2 separate regions of the Homo sapiens genome follow, and region 2 is linked to region 1. The links are chromatin loops, found by intact Hi-C in ENCODE. Cell type or tissue: CD14-positive monocyte. All regions are shown on one strand. Each heading gives the region's core, and the rest is flanking DNA. Links, peaks and the distances in the headings are about the cores only. Region 1 overlaps LASP1 (LIM and SH3 protein 1). Region 2 holds the start of FBXO47 (F-box protein 47).

Region 1 (8,988 bases), core at 2,806-5,305:
ATATTTTTAGTAGAGACAGGGTTTCACCATGTTGGCCAGGCTGGTTTCGAACTCCTGACCTCAGGTGATCTGCCCACTTTGGCCTCCCAAAGTGCTGGGATTACAGGTGTGAGCCATCGCACCCGGCCAAATGTCTTTTTTCTTTGGAGATATTGCTCTGTCACCCAGGCTGGAGTGCAATAGTGCAATCTTGGCTCACTGCAACCTCTGCCTCTCGGGTTCAAGCAATTCTACTGCCTCAGCCTCCCGAGTAGCTGGGATTACAGGTTACAGGCATACACCACCACACCTGGCTAATTTTTGTATTTTTGGTAGACAGGGGGTTTCACCATGTTGGCCAGGCTGATCTCGAACTCCTGACCTCAAGTGACCTGCCCGCCTTGGCCTCCCAAAGTGCTGGGATTACAGGCGTGAGCCACCACCCCCGGCCAAATGTCTTAATCCAGCTGCTTTCTATCCATCCCTCACCCTGCTGTCTTTCTCTTCACAGCGTGTCACCGCTGACCTTATGTTATACACCTATTTTCTTATTGTTTTCTTGTTTGTCCCCCTGACTGGAATGTAAGCCCCCAGAGGGCAGAGAGGTGGCTTTATATTCAGAGATGGACCCTACACATCCAGGACAGACCCATTGAGGAGGGAGGGACTGGCTGGGCTGCCTGGAACCTTATACTTCAGACTAACTCTTGCGCCCACAGTGCCCTGGGCAGTCCTAACATCCCTTTGTTTGTGTGCCCAGAGCATCAGACTCCAGCCAGCCATTATCTCAGGCGATTTTATCTCTCTAAGTATCTGTTCTGCTCCTACGTGAGCTACTTTGAATTCCCAGGCACCCAGCCTGGAGGCGCTGAGCCTGCCAGGAGCTTGGTAAGGGTGGCTCAGCGGCACCCATGGGTGGAGTGAGTGGCAGGACTTACAGAGCCGGGACTTCAGCTCTGAGGGCTCAGGAAGCCTGATCTCACCCCATTCCTGCTGGGCTTATTCACTTGCTCTAGGCCTGGCTCAGAGTAGGTGAACCAGACGGACGCTGCCAGGGTCCCCAGCCCAGCAGGGGACACAGAGAAGGTGACCAACACGAAGAGCTCTTTTTAGTTGGAAAAAGTGCTCTGAAGGCAGCCAGCGGAGTCGAGTGATGCAAAGCATCAGGGTGATGCGCTTTACACGACATGGCTGGGGAGGCCCCTCAGAGGCAGGGGCAGCCTGAGAGCTGAAGGATGTGGGGGCCATCCTCATGAAGCGAGGAGAGCAGCGCCCAGTGCTGGAAGGCCCCATGCAGAAAGTTGCCTTGTGTGTTCCCAGGTAGCTGGGGTAAGGAAACCCCACCCAAAGCAGGGTGAGCAACCTGCCCATGGTACACCAGGGCTGGAACGCAGGGCCCCAGTCCCAGCCAGCCTCTGCCCACTACGCCAACCAATTTCCTCTCTGCTCACAAGGCTGAGATCCTTATCATCACACACAACAGAGGGTGGGTGCAAAGGTCAGGAGAATCCATGAGCTGTGTCCAAGCCTTCCCGAAGGACCCCCTGCCTCTGGCCTCTCCCCTCCGGCCAGGGTTACTCACCCCGCCACCACCTGGGGCGCTGCGCTGTATGGAGACTGGGGCTGCAGGCTCCTTGTAGCCACCATAGGACTGGGCCACCGGCTGCTGCTGGGGCTGCTGGTAAACTGGAAGATGGGAGGAGACAGGGCTTGGAAACTGTCCTGCCAAACCCAGCCCCTCCCAGAGCTCCCGAGAAGTCCATACCATGCACTTCCACCCCGCCCCCAACCTGGCTCAAGCCCCACAGCTCAAAGGCTGATGTCCACGTGTGCACATTTGCCTGTGTGTTGTATCCCACGCAGGGGCTCTGAGCCCCATGACCTGGGGGCCTCTCCTTTCAATCCTCTTGGCCCAGTACAGGCCTGACCCTGGTGCTCACGTCCTCATTCTGGATGAGAATGGAACTTGGGGTCTTGGGAAGCAGTCTTTTCCTCGCCTGCATGCGTGCGTGCATGTGTGTGTGTGTGTGTGTGTGTGTGTGTGTGTGTGTCTGTCTCTCGCCGACTTCCTCCCCACCCCAGCTGGCCCGGCCTCAGGTCCTCTGGTCCCCTCTTGCACACAAGAGGCATAATCGCCTGTTGATTAAGAGCAAGGCTCCGGAAGGTGTATCTGTCTGTCTGTCTTCTCCTGGCTTCCTCCCCACCCCACTGGCCTCGCCTCAGGTCATCTGCACCAACAGGACCTGCACTCACCCGGGGCACTGGTCGGGATGTGGTGAGGCTGCTGCTGCTCCAGGGGCCGCCGGTAGCTGCTGCCGTCCTGTGAATCCCGACGCTCTGGCTCCATGCCCTCGCCCCCGCTAGGGCCCATGCGGCTCTTCTCAAACTCCTCATGGTATTTTATCTGCAAGGTCAGAAGGCACTAGGTGAAGGGTCCCACTGCAAACCACCCAGTTCCTTCCCGTGACCCTCAAGATCCCAGGATGGGAGAGACTACCCAAGAGCTTTGGGTACAGAAAGCCAGGTCTCGCTCTGGAAGCACCAGCTGTGTGTCCTTGGACAAGCTACCTAATCTTGCCAAGCCTCAGTTTTCACCTCTGCAAAATGAGACACCAGTCTCCCTCAGACACTGTTGGAGAATGCAATGAAATGACCGATGTAAAAGGACCATGAGAACTGAAGAATCAGACCAAAGTGAGTGGTCCCTTTTCTTTTTTTTTTTTTTTCGAGACGGAGTTTGGCTCTGTCGCCCAGGCTGGAGTGCAATGGTACGATCTCAGCTCACCGCAACCTCCACCTCCAGGGTTCAAGTGATTCTCCTGCCTCAGCCTCCTGGGCGGCTGGGATTACAGGCGCCTGCCACTACGCCCAGCTAATTTTTTGTATTTTAATAGAGACAGGGTTTCATCATGTTGACCAGGCTGGTCTCAAACTCCTGACCTCAGGTGATCCACCCGCCTCGGCCTCCCAAAGTGCTGGGATTACAGGCGTGAGCCACCGTGACCGGCCAAGTGGTCACTTTTATATGCCTGCGGCAGGGGCGGGGCTGCTCTGTTTCCGCCTGGGTCCACAGTAACCACAGCAGCAGCCCGTTTCCTGAGCTCTTACTGCGCCAGGGCCGTGCTAGGTGTTTTATGTCACAGGCTCATGTGAGCTCGTCAGCGCCCCTGAGGGGTAGATTGCAGACCCCATGTAACAGGCAAGAAGGAAGCGAAGGGATTGATAAGTGAAGTGAGTGGCCCAAGATCACAGATTCCAGAGCCTTGCTCTTCATCAACAGGCGATTCCACCTCTTGTGTGCAAGATGTCGTGGGTACTACAGCCTAGGATGCTCCGCTGAGAATCCCAGCCTTTAGGGATAAAAACTGCCAGACCCTCCCTGAGGGCGGGACATTGTCTTGGATGGGCTCCTTCTCGGGTCAGGTTCCAAAAATGAGCAGAGAGGCCCAAAGAAGTCATATCCCTCAGGACCACCCCACTAGGCGGGCATGTGAGGCTCCAAGCCTTCAAGTCAGTCTCTTGCCCCCACAGTGCTCTACTGGCTACAGAGTCCCCCACCTTGACCACCACCACCCAGGAGTCTTGAGTTGGGCCTCATGTTGTTTGAGGGCTGTGACTGTGCCTGCCTGGGGCTGGCTGCATTAGCCATCAAGGTCAGGAGGGCAGGGGAGGCAGGTGCCCACCAAGCCAAGCTGGGGAGGGGAGGGAAGCTGCACTCTGCCCAGACCCCTTGGGTGCTATGGTGGAGGACTTGGCCAGTTTGGGGGAACCAGAGCCCCTGCTACCTCCATCAGAGACCTAAGCAGGGTCAGCCAGAGGAAGCCCCACCTCCACTACCAGAAAGAAACCTCAGGGTCAACTGGCCCATTTGTGTCCAGAGCCTCGGCGCCAGCTCAGTCCTCTTAGCCAACTGAGTTAGAGAGAAATGGTCGTTCATTCACCTTGTCTTCTTCAGGCTGAGTCCCATGGTGGGACGAGAACACCGGCCTCGGTGTTCCCTGCTAGATCCAGATCCTGATTGGCCCCAGGCTTCCTCCACCTCCCATCCCCCATGGCACCTTCTCCAGACACAAGCCCTTTCCTCCTCTCAGGTCTGAAAACTGTCCAGATGGCCTTCTGGGGCTGTGCCAGACTCCCAAAGACAGGCCTGCCAAGGTCTCCTGGATCTCAGCCCAAGAGCCAGACCCTGGAGAATCACGGGTGACTCCTTGTGCTTGCGGCACCCTGACCCTGTGGCAACCAGATCCTGCGGCACCCTGGCCCAGCGGCACCCTGGCCCTACCCTGACCCTGTGGCACCCTGGCCCTACTCTGACCCTATGGCACCCTGGCCCTACCCTGACCCTGTGGCACCCTGGCCCTGTGGCAATCTGACCCTGCGGCACCCTTGCTCCCTCTCTCCTTCCTCCAGCCGCTCCATGCGGCGTAAGGCCCACACTTTCACATCTCATGTGCCTGGATCCAGCTGCTCTAGCCCCACCTGGGCCAGCCCAGAACCGGCCCCTGGGCCCATATGGGACAGGGGAAAAGTCAAGGTCCCTATTCCCAGGCACGCATATATCAGGTGGGTTTTGAGGCCTGATATATGTAGTTCTTGAGGCAGCAAGAACTACACCACAAGAAAGGCGGGTGGTGAGGCCGAGCACGGTGGATCACGCCTGTAATCCCAGAACTTTGGGAGGCCAAGGTGGGTGGGTCACTTGAGGTCAGGAGTTCGAGACCAGCCTGGCCAACTTGGTGAAACCCTGTCTCTACTAAAACTACAAAAATTAGCTGGGTGTGGTGACGGGCGCCTATAATCCCAGCTACGCGGGAGGCTGAGGCAAAAGGATAGCTTGAACCTGGGAGGCAGAGGTTGCGGTGAGCCAAGATCATGCCACTATACTCCAGCCTGGGTGACAGAGTGAGACTCCGTGACTCTGTCTCAAAATGAAAAAAAAAAGACAAGTCATAAAGCCTCACATACATATCTCATTGCCTCAAATGGGAAAAGACCTCCAGGTGAGCCTATTTATGGGGGAGGGAGCCAGCCCTGGCCAGACTGACCACGCCCAACCCCACTAGGAAGGGCACCAGGGCACTCCCAGACACGGGGCCCATGCCCTGTTCTCAGATCCCTAAGACAAGGCCAGAAGTGACTCTCCCAGCCCACTCCCTCAGCAGCACCCTGTCCCCTGGCTGGGGTGGTGGGGGAAGACAAGGGAAGGAGATACCAGCCAGCAGCCCTAGTTGATACACTTCATGCATATCAGCTCGCCGAATCCTCCCCACAAGTCTCTGAGGTAGTCAATGTCATATCCCGATATCCAGAGAGGCTAAGGGACCTGCCCAAGGTCATCTGGACACATGGTGGTAGGGAGGGAAGGGATTAAGGTCAACCTGGAGGCAGCCCACCCTCGCCACTCAAGGGCAGTCCAGGCTTCTCTCATCCTTCAAGGTCCATCTCGGCACCTCATCCTCGGGACGCTGGCCCTGGCTCCAGGCTGAACCCAGGGCTTCCATAGCACCTGGGACTGGGCTGTGCTGTTGGCGGGTGGTGTCCCCCACCCCCACTGGATGGAAGCTCCTGGAAGGTAGTGAAGGAGCCAGTTATTCTGATGCAGGGGTCTCCCACAGCACTGCACACCCCAGGCCTCAGGACTGGCTGAAGAGAACAGACCAGGATCCTGGAGACCCTTGAGCTTTGCTTCTTAACATGTGGTCTCCTGGCCGGGCGCGGTGACTCACGCCTGTAATCCCAGCACTTTGGGAGGCTGAGGCTGGTGGATCACCTGAGGTCAGGAGTTTGAGACCAGCCTGGCCAACATGGTGAAATGCCGTCTCTACTGAAAATACAAAAATTAGCTGGGCATGATGGCAGGCACCTGTGATCCCAGCTACTCGGAAGGCTGAGGCACGAGAATTGCTTGAACCTTGGAGGCGGAGGTCGCAGTGAGCCAAGATCACGCCATTGCACTGCATCCTGGGCAACAGACTGAGACTCTGTTTAAAAAAAAGTGGACTCCAGACTACCTGTGTCTGACTCAACTGGGCTCCTTGTTAGAATGCGGGTTCTGGGGCCTTCCAGAAAATCTACAAAATCAGGGCTGGGGTTCTGGAATATGCATTTTGGAAAAAAGCTCTCCAGGTAAGTCTGAAGCAGGCTTCAAGTCTGAGAACGGGTGGTCTAGAGCAGAAGCTGGGAATCTATGGTCCATGGACCAAATCCAGCCCACAGCCGGCTGCTAAGAACGGGTTCCACATTCTTTAATGCTTGGCAGGGGGCGGTGGAGGGGGGGAAGAAGAACCAAAAGAGGAATAATATTTCATGACACATGAAATTTCTCTGAAATTCAAATTTCAGCCTCCAGAAATAAAGTTTTATTGGAACACAGCCACACCCACTCAATTACCTCTTATCTGTGGCTGCTTTCATGGCAGAACTGCAGAACTGAGCTGCTGCCACAGAGGCCATATGGCCACAAAGCCTGAGATACCTCCTACCTGGCCCTTTACAGAAAAAACTTAGTGACCCTTGTTTGCCAAAATATTCTGACGGCATACTCCTATTGGTTAAATGTATTTTAGCACAATCTTCCTGAATTATGTGTATTTTATAAGTTACATGGAAGTTATCACTTGACAAATATAGAATGTATATTGTAAAACTTGCACCAAAGAATGAATTGTGAAAGTATGAGATGGCCAGGTGCGGTGGCTCACACCTTTAATCCCAGCACTTTGGGAGGTCGAGGTTGGCAGATTGCTTGAAGTCAGGAGTTCAAGACTAGCCTGGCCAACACAGTGAAACCCTGTCTCTACTGAAAATACAAAACTTAATCAGGCATGGTGGTGGGCACCTGTAATCCCAGCTACTTGGGAAGCCGAGTCATGAGAATCACTTGAACCCAGGAGACGGAGATTGCAGTGAGCTGAGATCGAGCCACTGTACTCCAGCCTGGGAGACAGAGTGAGTCCATCTCAAAACAAATGAATGAATGAATGAATGAATGAATGAATGAGATGAAAAAGAACCAGAACCAGGAGTTAGAGTTTTCTTCCTGTAGGAACATGCTGCCTGTCCCACACCTTGATGACCCCTAGTGGGCTCTATCCTCTTCACTTTTCTTTCTTTTTTTTTTTTGAGATGGAGTCTCGCTCTGTCGCCCAGGCTGGAGTGCAGTGACACAGTCTCGGCTTACTGCACCCTCTGCCTCCCGGGTTCAAGTGATGCTCCTGCCTCAGCCTCCTGAGTAGCTGGGATTATAGGCAACTGCCACCACGCCCGGCTAATTTTTGTATTTTTAGTAGAGACAGGCTTTTACCATGTTGGCCAGGCTGGTCTTGAACTTCTTGACCTTGTGATCTGCCCACCTCGGCCTCCCAAAGTGCTGGGATTACAGCCGTGAGCCACCGTGCCCAGCCTCCTCTTCACTTTCCAGAGAGGAAACTGGTGGGGACGGGTACAACCATAGAAAGGTGTGAGGGTTCAGGGTTTGAGTGCTCCATGAGGATGGGGGAGGAAGCGGGACATAGAGTGAAGAGAGTGACAGCTCTCCCCCACCCTCAGGGGAAACTCAGAAAGCAGGACACCAGGACAAGGAGAGAAACTGGTCCTTCCCAGACGGGCTCAGGCCTGCAGGAATTTCCTCCAGGCCCTGGCAGGCACCTAGCTGGAAGCCAACTTCACTTCCTGTTCCCTAGAATGCTGGCCTGCCTTTTCCTGATCCGGGAAAATGGGGTGGGAGTAGTGGGGTGGGAAGAGGAGGAGAGGCAAAACCTGCTGTTTCCTGGAACGCCCCTGCCCCATCAGGGCTGTCCCAGCCTGGGCAGTCCCCTTTGGGCATCCCCTCCGCACAACGTCTCTGCTGCCTCCTCTCCCCCTTGGCACTGGCTGTGCACAAAAGGCAAGAGCAAGCACGTGGCCAGGCAGGGCTTACACGTTAACAGCTGGAAACACCTGCATGGTTGCTGCTCCTGCTGGCTGAACAGCCAATAGTTCCTGCAGCCCGGGCTGGGGGCACAGGGAGGGCAGTGGTAAGGGCCTGGACAGAGTCTGGGGGGAGTCCAGTCTGGACGCAGAGGGCAGTTTACTTAGGGGTTTGGGTCAGGATCAGTCCCTCCTTTCCCGGCCCCCTCCCTTCAGGCCAGAGCAAGGACCGGCACCCACGTGGCAGCACAGGCTAAGCCTGTTCCTGAGGTGAGGCAGCCAACCCTGGCCAGGCTGAAAATCCAACCGACCCCAGCATCCGCTGGGAGGGGCACTCCAGGTGATGTTCTCACAGACCCAGCGCAGAAGGTGAGTCTCCCGAGCCCCACTCTCTTAGTGATCCCTGTCCACTGGTGTTGGTGGCGGGGAGGGCACAAGGGAAGGGGACACCCCTCCTGAGGCCTCCAGGCTCACGAGGCACCTGCCCTTCCAACTTTTGTTCTGAGGTGGGAAAGGTCAGCTTCCCTTGTTTCCTTTCTGCTAAGGAAAAGAGCCTGCCCCTGAGAACCTGTGACCAGGGAGGGAAGTGCAGACACGGAATGGACAGGGGCCTGCCCTGGGCCCCGAAGGTGCCAGCAGGGGGCCTGCAGGGACAGGTGTCCTTGATGTTGGGGGCCCAGATGAATGTGTGACAGCTTCCCTGGACATGACGCTATCTGCATTAGCGATGGGGTGACAGGGAGCCTTTTCCTCTGGGAGGAGAGCAGGTCTGGACCCCACAGGCTCAGTCCCTTATGATGGGCTGCACTGTCACCAGACCAATGCCTCATCCTTAGGGGAGCCGTATGCTTACCTACATGACCTTGGGAGTCACTTTCCCCTCTGGGTCTCAGTTTCCTCATCTGTAAATAAGGCCATGGTACCATCTGCTCCCAGGCGGTCCTGCAAACCCTGACCAGCTCTAGGAACCTGAGCAAACTCTAAGCTGAAAGCAAGTATGGACACATGGGTATTCCCATAAAGGGCTGGGGAAACTGATCTTGCTTCTTAAAAAGTCATTACACATGGATAAGTGTATCTAAAGTTACGGCTGGCTGACCC
Region 2 (8,988 bases), core at 6,489-8,988, 50 kb before region 1:
AGAATTCTCTTAATTCTCCACTAGTTGGCCAGGCGAGGTAGCTCACGCCTGTAATCTCAGCACTTCACTGAGGTGAGAGGATTGCTAGAGGCCAGGAGTTTGAGGTTATAGTAACCTGTGATTGCACCATTGTACTCCACCCTGGGCAACAGAGTGAGACCTTGTTCCGAAAAGAAAAACATAAGGCTGGGCACAGTGGCTCATGCCTGTCATCCTAGCACTTTGGGAGGCAGAGGTGGGCAGATCACCTGAGGTTGGGAGTTCGAGACCAGCCTGACCAACATGGAGAAACCCCGTCTCTACTAAAAATACAAAATTAGCCAGGCATGGTGGCACATGCCTGTAATCCCACCTACTGGAGAGGCTGAGGCAGGAGAATCGCTTGAACCTGGGAGGCAGAAGTTGCAGTGAGCCGAGATCGCACCATTGCACTCCAGCCTGGGCAACAAGAGTGAAACTCCGTCAAAAAAAAAAAAAAAAAAAGAAGAAAGAAAGAAAAGAAAAGACAAAACTCCACTAGAAAAACTCCTCACTTGCATATCTCAGTAAATGGGATTAACTTCTACCCATTTATTGAAGTCAGAAACCTGGGAATTATTCCTGTCTCCTTCCTTTCCCTTCCTTCCACCCATATCCAATCCATTAGGTAAATTCAGTTACTTCTACCACCAAAATATATCTCAAACCCATCCCTCAGAGCCACCATTCTAGTCCTGCAACATCCTAACAGATCTTACCCTCCACTCTTAGCCTCATTTATTCTCCACATAAAAGCCAGAGCAATCTTTTAATGATGTAAATCAGATCATAGCACTCTCTGCTTAAAACTCTTCAAGGACTTCCCATGACACTTCCCATGACACTTTGAGTAAAAGCTAAATTCTCACCACTAAGGATCCTTGTTTCCATTATGTGCGTCTGGCCCACTGCCAACGGGATGATACTTGGTCAAGGACCTCTAATCAATGTTGGAGACAGGGGGAAAAAAAAGAATTGTCTGCAGCTGGGCACGGTAGCGCAAGCCTGTAATCCCAGCACTTTGGCAGGCTGAGGTGGGTGGATCACCTGAGGTCAGGAGTTCAAGACCAGCCTGGCCAACATGGTGAAACCCCATCTCTACTAAAAAATACAAAAAAATTAGCTGGGCATGGTGGTGGGTGCCTGTAATCCCAGCTACCTGGGAGGCTGAGGCAGGAGAATCACTTGAATCTGGGAGGTGGAGGTTGCAGTGAGCCAAGATCACACCACTGCACTCCAGCCCGGGAAACAGAGGCAGACTTCATCTCAAAAAAAAAAAAAAAAAAAAAAGAATTGGCTGCAAAAGGATACAAAGCCAGGGCTGGGCCCGGTGGCTCACACCTTTAATCCCAACACTTTGGGAGGCAGGCAGATCGCTTGAGCCTCGGAGTTTAAGACCAGCCTGGGCAACATAGCGAAACCCCATCTCTGCTAAAAATACAATGGTGGTGCCCACCTGTGGTCCCAGCTACTGGGTGGCTGAAGCAAGATAATCAATTCAACCCAGGAGGCAGAGGCTGCAGTGAGCCGAGATCGTGCCACTGAACTCCAGCCTGGGCGACTGAGCAAGACTCTGTCTCAAAAAAAAAAAAAAAAAAAAAAAAGGCCAGGAGTGGTGGCTCACACCTGTAATCCCAGCACTTTGCAGTGCTGAGGTACGCAGGTCACCTGAGGTCAGGAAAAAAAAAGATACAAAGCCAAATGGATGAATATATGTGACTATATAAAATAACAGCATGCCAACTAATCCTAAATTTCCACTCAGTCTTTATGTAGTTCCTTATATATTTTGTGTTGGGTATAATGTAGAATTGATCTACAAAAGTAGAATCTTTCCCCCATTCCCTCTTCCCTCAGCCCTTCTCCTGACTGGCTCCTTCTCCTCCATCAGTTCTCAAATCGTCATATCAAAGGGACCTTGAGTATCAGTCTATCTAAAGTAGCTCTCCGCCAACACACACACACCCCATCATTCTGTCTTATTTCCTCTGTCACGCTGCTCTCACCGGAACTGCTCTCAACATCTGTAGATGCTCTGTCTGTTCATTCTATCTTCCCCATTAGGCTAATAAACTCCATTAAAGCAGGAAACGTATCTGTCTTGTTCTCTATTCCATCCTTAGGGCCTACTCCTGTGCCCGGCCCAGAGCAGGCTTCAATAAATAGTTACAGAATGAATGAAGAAATGAATGAATGAGAATTTAATCTTCTAGCCAGGAAGGCCTAGCTAGAAAGATTTGTCTTGATTTCATCTTGAGAGGATGGAGACACACATCTTCCTTTGATTCCAGACAGATTTATTATTTATGTGTTTATTTAGAGACCGGGAGCGGGGTTATGGCTGGGGGTGGGGGTCTCCCTATGTTGCCCAGGCTGGTCTCAAACTCCTGGACTCAAGGGAGCCTCCCGCCTCGGCCTCCCAAAGTGTTGGGATTACAGGCGTGAGCCACCGCACCGGCAAGACAAATTTAAAAAGGAATGTCTGGAGGTTTTTTTCCACCAAAAGGTTTGATGAAACCCCTTGTAACTTGCCCTACTGGAGTCAGTGGGGGTGGGAGGAACTCAAAAATTGTCTCAAAACTAGGTGAAGGGAAAGGCAGTGGAGCAGAGACGTGGCTCGCCACGTTCAGGATCTTGGGCTACACCCTCCCCTTCCCCACACCGTAACGGCTCCAGCCCCTTCTTGTCTTCAGCTTGGAGCGAAGGGTGGCTGAGGCCTGAGTTTGGGCTCCAGGAACCTCGCCCTTGTTAGTTATTCATGAGACGGAGGGCACCATGGGAGCTGGCTCTCTTGCTATTCATAAAGCGGGGAGGCGGGAGGCGGGGGGGAACCTCCTTCCCGCTAGGGCTTCTGGGAAGATCTACAATATTCATGAGGGAGGCGGGCACTACGAGAGCTGAGGCTGCTTGCTATTCATGAGGGGGCGGGCCTCCTTCCCGCGGGGGCTCTTGGGAAGATTCTACAATATTCTAGAGGCCGCGGGGACGCCTGGTGGGTAGGGCTGCAGCTCCGGAGCCTACGGGAGTGTGACCCTCTCGCCTCCTGGCGGGAAGCTCTTGAGGAGATATTTTCTTTTCTAAACACTAAGAAATTTGAGGATGGTGGGGCAAAACGACTAACTCCCACTTTCCTGTGACTCTGTAGCCGGAAAAACTGTCAAAATCTGTGGTAAAAGAGGGTTTTTTTTCCCAGTATTTTATTGCGATAATTTCATCTTTCATGGACTGAAGGGAGCGAAACATGTACCCCGTGTGGTCTGATTCTCCTGTTGACCAGTTTGTCCTTTAGGCTTCCCTAGTTTGCGGCTTTGGAGATGTTTGGGGGCAGCTGCCCGACAGATGGGGTGGGGCCCTTACAAGAGTTTTATGTTAAAACAGACATCCCTGTGAATGTAGTTTTTATCTTAAAGGTGTGGGGGGCGGGGAGGTTCATCCAATTGAACCCTCAAAACCTTTCACGCGCGGTCAAAATTAGTGGGATAGAACAGGGGGCATGAAACATCATTTTATTATTATTATTTGGGGCTGTGATTCTTATTCGCTAGAGGGGTGAGCGGAAACCAGAAATAATTTAGGATTATACCTTTAGAATTTTCACAAAAGCTTGCTTTTTCCCTACGAAACGTCCAGCTCTGAGTGAGGAAAATAAGGAACTATAAGTGGAGACTTGAGTTTTAGAAGAATTTGGGCTTATCATTTTTAAATTTTTGTTTATATTTATTTTAAACATGTATGTAGTTCACAGTTGACACAGTGAAGTCCCCGCCTGGTGACTGACAGTCTTTGAAGAGCCCACGGGCCCAAGCCCCACTGTCCACATTTCTCAGAGAAACAGGAAGAAGCCAAGGCCGGATTTATGCTATTGTAATAAAAATGCTTTAAAACACCTACTGTGTTGGCCGGGTGCGGTGGCTCACGCCTGTAAATCCCAGCACTTTGGGAGGCCGGGGCAGGCGGATCACGAGGTCAGGAAATCGAGACCAGGCTGGCTAACACGGTGAAACCCCGTCTCTACTAAAAATACAGAAATTAGCTGGGCGTGGGGGCGGGCACCTGTAATCCCAGCTACTAGGGAGGCTGAGGCAGGAGAATCGCTTGAACCCGGGAGGCGGAGCTTGCAGTGAGCCGAGATCGCGCCACTGCACTCCAGCCCAGGAGACTGTGCGAAACTCCATCGCAAACAAACAAACAAAACGCCTACTGTGAAAAGTTAAGGTTACAAACAGCCTTATGGATTAAACAAATTAAGATTATTTTACTTGGTGGAATGACACATAGCCATTAAAATATGATTACTTGTAGAAGGTTATTAGCATGGAAAGAGAATTCATTGAAAAAAGCAGATTACAAAGTATTATATATAGTGATCCCTCTTTTTTGTTAAAAAGAAATATATGTATGTAAAAGTCTGAAATTATATAAACCAAAGTGTTTATAAGTGAACTTAATTTTTTTCTTCTTGTTTAGCTGTATTGTGTAAAGTTGTTATTTGTGTAATTATTTTTTTTTTTTTTTGAGGCAGATTCTTGCTCTGTCACCCAGGCTGGAGTGCAGTGGTGTGATCTCGGCTCACTGCAACCTCCGCCTCCCGGGTTCAAGCGATTCTCCTGCCTCAGCCTCCAGAGTAGCTGGGACTACAGTCGCGTGCCACCATGCCCGGCTAATTTTTTTTTTTTTTTTTTTTTTTTAGTAGAGAAGGGGTTTCACCGTGTTAGCCAGGATGGTCTCGATCTCCTGACCTCGTGATCCACCGGCCTCAGCCTCCCAAAGTGCTGGGATTAAGGCGTGAGTCACCATGCCCGGCCTATTTGTGTAATTTTAATGATAATTTTAAAATACCTCCTAATTTAAGTGTTCACTGAATACTGACCCCAATCGCTGTGGTATGGTTTCAAAGGAGGTTCAGAGTGTACTTTTCACTAAACACTAAATTTCTTTGTTATGTTTTCAAATGTGTAACCAATTTTAAATTGATGTAAGTTGATATGTAACATTTCAAGATGTATAAGTAACAATGTTACTTTAGCAATTTGTAGAAAGGAGAAAATGCATTTTGGCCAGATACAATTATATATCTTTGATGAAAATGTCTTAGTTGTTACTTCAGAAACAAGGAGCCTTCGATTGGAGTTGTAATTATGCGTATATGTATATGTATACACAAAAGACATTGTTTTCTGAATTAGAACAATAGAGTGACACAAAGTCGCTGTGTGGTACACATGTTTAAATAATTATTTAGTGTAATGGGCGGGCGTGGTGGCTTTCGCCTGTAATCCCAGCACTTTGGGAGGCTGAGGCTGGTGGCTCACCTGAGGTCAGCAGTTCCAGACCAGCCTGACCAACATGGTGAAACCCCGTCTCTACTAAAAATACAGAAATTAGCTGAGTGTGGTAGCACACGCCTGTAATCCCAGCTACTAGTGGTGGCACACGCCTGTAATCCCAGCTACTTGGGAGGCTGAGGCAGGAGAATCACTTGAACCTGGGAGGGGGAGGTTGCAGTGAGCTGAGATCGCGTCATGCCACTGCACTCCAGCCCGGGCAGTAGAGCGATAATCTGTCTAAAAAAAAAATTATTTAGTGTAAGTAAATAATCAGTGATTTTAATAAGTTGCATTTAATGAGTTTAAGAAATATTTGTCTTTGAAATCAAGATGCGTAGGCCCTTTCTAAGATTCATCAGTGACTATTATTATTATTGTTATTTTTTGTTTGTTTGTTTGTTTGTTTTTCGAGACCAAGTCTCACTGTGTTGCCCCAGGCTGGAGTGCAATGACATGATCTCAGCTCACTGCAGCCTCCGCCTCCCGGGTTCAAGCGATTCTCATGCCTCAGCCTTCAGATTAGCTGGGCTCACAGCAACCTCCGCCTCCCAGGTTCCAGCAATTTTCCTGCTTCAGTCTCCCAAGTAGCTGGGATTACAGGTGCACACTGCCATCCCTGGCTAATTTTTGTATTTTTTGTAGAGACGGGGTTTCGCTATGTTGGCCAGGCTGGTCTCGAACTCCTGACCTCAGGTGATCCACCCGCCTTGGCTTCCCAAAGTGCTGGGATTACAGGAATGAGCCACTGGGCCCAGCCTAATTTTTGTATTTTTAGTAGAGACGGGGTTTCACCATGTTGGTCAGGCTGGTCTCAAACTCCTGACCCCAGGTGTTCCACCCACCTCCGCCTCCCAAAGTGCTGAGATTACATGGGTGAGTCACGTCACTCGGCCAGTAGCTATTATTAACAGAAGGTGGAATTGAGGGAAGAATTATTACTATTCATGTATTTATTCTAGTCTTATTAACACACAGTGGCTTGTGCCTATAATCCCAGCATTTTGGGAGGCTGAGGTGGGAGGATCACTTGAGCTCAGGAGTTCAAGACCAGGTTGGGCAACACAGGCAGACACTGCCTCCACAAAAACAATTTTTTTTTTTTTACTTTAGCTGGGCATGGTGGCTCTGTGCCTGTAGTCCCAGCTACTCAGGAGGCTGAGGCAGGAGGATTGTTTGAGCCCAAGAGTTCAAGACTGCAATGAGCTATCATCATGCCACTGCACTCCAGCCTGGGCAACAGAGCAAGACCTTGACAAAAAAAAAAAAAACAACAAAACAACAACAACAACAACAAAAACCAACAAAGAAAAGAAGAAAGACTTTAATTCACTGCTTATTTGAGTATTATACAGCACATAATTGGTAATAGTAATGCCACCTACTTTTTTGTGTTGGGATTACAGGCGTGAGCCACCATACCCAGCCTATATTCTTTTAAAAAGTCAAAATATTAATGTAGCTTTAAAATTTCATAGTAATGTTTTTCTATTTATTTAAAACTGAGTACTGACTTTTTTTGTTCGAAACAATAAAAAAAGAGATGAAAATAGAGACTTTAAAACTATTTAAATTTTAGCTGTAATAAAGTAAGTGGGGCCAGGTTCAGTGGTTCATGCCTGTAATCCCAGCACTTTGGGAGGCTGAGGAGGGCAGATCACCTGAGGTCAGGAGTTCGAGACCTTCCTGGCCAACATGGCAAAACCCCGTCTCTACTAAAAATACAAAATTAGCTGGGCATGGTGGCACATGACTGTAATCCCAGCTACTTAGGAGGCTGAGGCAGAAGAACCACTTGAACTCGGGAGGTGGAGGTTGCAGTGAGCCGAGATTACGCCATTGCACTCCAGCCTGGGCAACAGAGCAAGACTCCGTCTCAAAAAAAAACCAAAAATCTTTTGCAAATACAGAGAAACAGCTATTGCATATCGTACTATCAACCTCTTCGTTTAAAAAAAAAAATCTCTTTCTTGCTTTAATTTCCTTTCTTTCTTGTCTCTTGTACTTTGTTTTTCTGACCAGGATAAATTTGTGAGACAAGAAGAAGAATGGCATCCAGAATAAATACAAATTTCACTTTGATTCCCAACCAGAAACTTAGACGTAGTAATCGTCAAACCAGCTGTTATTCCAAGACCCTTGGCTCAGGCTTTCAACCCATATCAACATTTGGAAATTTTAAAGCCTTACCATTGGAAATATTCCAGATAATTTTAAAATATTTGTCAGGTGAGGTTTGGGAACTTATGAATAGCCTACACAAGACACTAGAGTATTTTAATTTTTCCCAAGAACTAGTTTGTCATCTTGGGCCATGCTAAAATGTTAATGACATTCATGTTAAGTGTTTAAGTGTTTATTTTCTAAAGTTTCATTATTGTCAGGTAAGGAGTACAATGAGAAAGCACAATACTTAAATAATTATTATTATTACTATTATTATTATTATTATTATTATTATTATTTTGAGATGGAGTTTTGCTCTTGTTGCCCAAGCTGAAGTGCAGTGGCGTAATCTCGGCTCACCGCAACCTCCACTTCCCGGGTTCAAGCTATTCTCCTGCCTCAGCCTCCCGAGTAGCTGGCATGCGCCACCATGCCAGGCTAATTTTGTATTTTTAGTAGAAATGGAGTTTGTCCATGTTGATCAGTCTGGTCTCGAACTCCTGACCTCAGGTGATCTGTCCGCCTTGGCCTCCCAAAGTACTGGGATTACAGGCATGAGTCACTGCACCTAGCCCTAAATTAATTTTTTTAAATCTTCCTTTGAACACAGCAGTACTTAAACTCTTGAAAACATGCCTGTAATTATGATATAGTACCTTGATTGGTAAATCCAAACATGTCTCTAATTCATTGAGAACCAGATTTTAAACAATTTTAAGGTTTTTCCCTTTTTTCCCAAAGGGATGATGATGGTGATAATGATGACGATTGAGTTAACCTATAAGTTAATAGACTGTGTTAATAGTGACGTTCTTGCATTTAAGCCATTGATACATACACATATATATTTCTTTTGGTAGTGAAGGATATCAGCATGCTAAGCATGGTGTCCAAAACAGTCAGCCAACACATTATTAATTATATCTCAACCTCATCAGGAAGCAAAAGACTTTTACTACAGGACTTTCATAACCTTGAGCTGCCTGACAGGAGACAAGACTCTGCTATACTGGAGCACTACAGATCTCTAGGTAACTTATGTAATGAGAATTGCAACAAGTAAAGAACTGTGCTTAATTAAGAGAAACTTAGTATACAATTCTGTAAGGCCAGTAGGAAATGGAATATATTCCAAAATATGCCTGTTTCTATGATGTTTTTACTCTTTAGTGTGAGAACACTCCCTTAACCAGTTATCTTTAAAGGTGAGAAAATGCATTTTGATGTAAAGTGTCAATTCTTGAGATTTCATATAGATATAACGTCACCGATGCTTAATGTCTAGTGGCTTATCAGGTTAGGAAATTGATGTATTTTCTATGCGTCACTTCCTGTGGATCAAGTGAGTTTTATCTCTTTATCTCTTTTCCCTTTCAACCATAATCTAGTCCTTTAAAATAGAAATTTAAACACATTATTATGGAAGACTATTTATCCTCTCAGCAGAAACTACGGTTTTTTAAGTACATTTACTAAGTGG

The links. A loop is a pair of places that touch in the nucleus more often than their neighbours do. Peaks named below come from ENCODE experiments on the same cell type or tissue, not always from the same donor. Only the 100,000 strongest peaks of a DNase experiment are listed, where the experiment ranks them.
Region 2: a loop joins it to region 1, with 8 times the contacts of the local background. A loop is called at or near these places in 6 of 110 quality-filtered maps.

What each region holds. Positions count from the first base shown.
Region 1 is chr17:38,907,720-38,916,707 of GRCh38, reverse strand. It overlaps LASP1 (LIM and SH3 protein 1), which reads right to left. Exons shown (of 7, transcript NM_006148.4): 5 at 2,233-2,383; 6 at 1,562-1,665. MIR6779 (microRNA 6779) reads right to left here and starts at 1,729; the gene lies at 1,666-1,729. RefSeq lists a silencer at 1-33 and an enhancer at 3,837-4,796. In CD14-positive monocyte, for the core only: no CTCF peak of the experiment used is centred there; no DNase peak of the experiment used is centred there; H3K27ac peaks cover 1,496 bases.
Region 2 is chr17:38,961,428-38,970,415 of GRCh38, reverse strand. FBXO47 (F-box protein 47) reads left to right here and starts at 3,013. Exons shown (of 11, transcript NM_001008777.3): 1 at 3,013-3,187; 2 at 7,365-7,571; 3 at 8,369-8,539. The coding sequence starts at 7,391. In CD14-positive monocyte, for the core only: no CTCF peak of the experiment used is centred there; no DNase peak of the experiment used is centred there.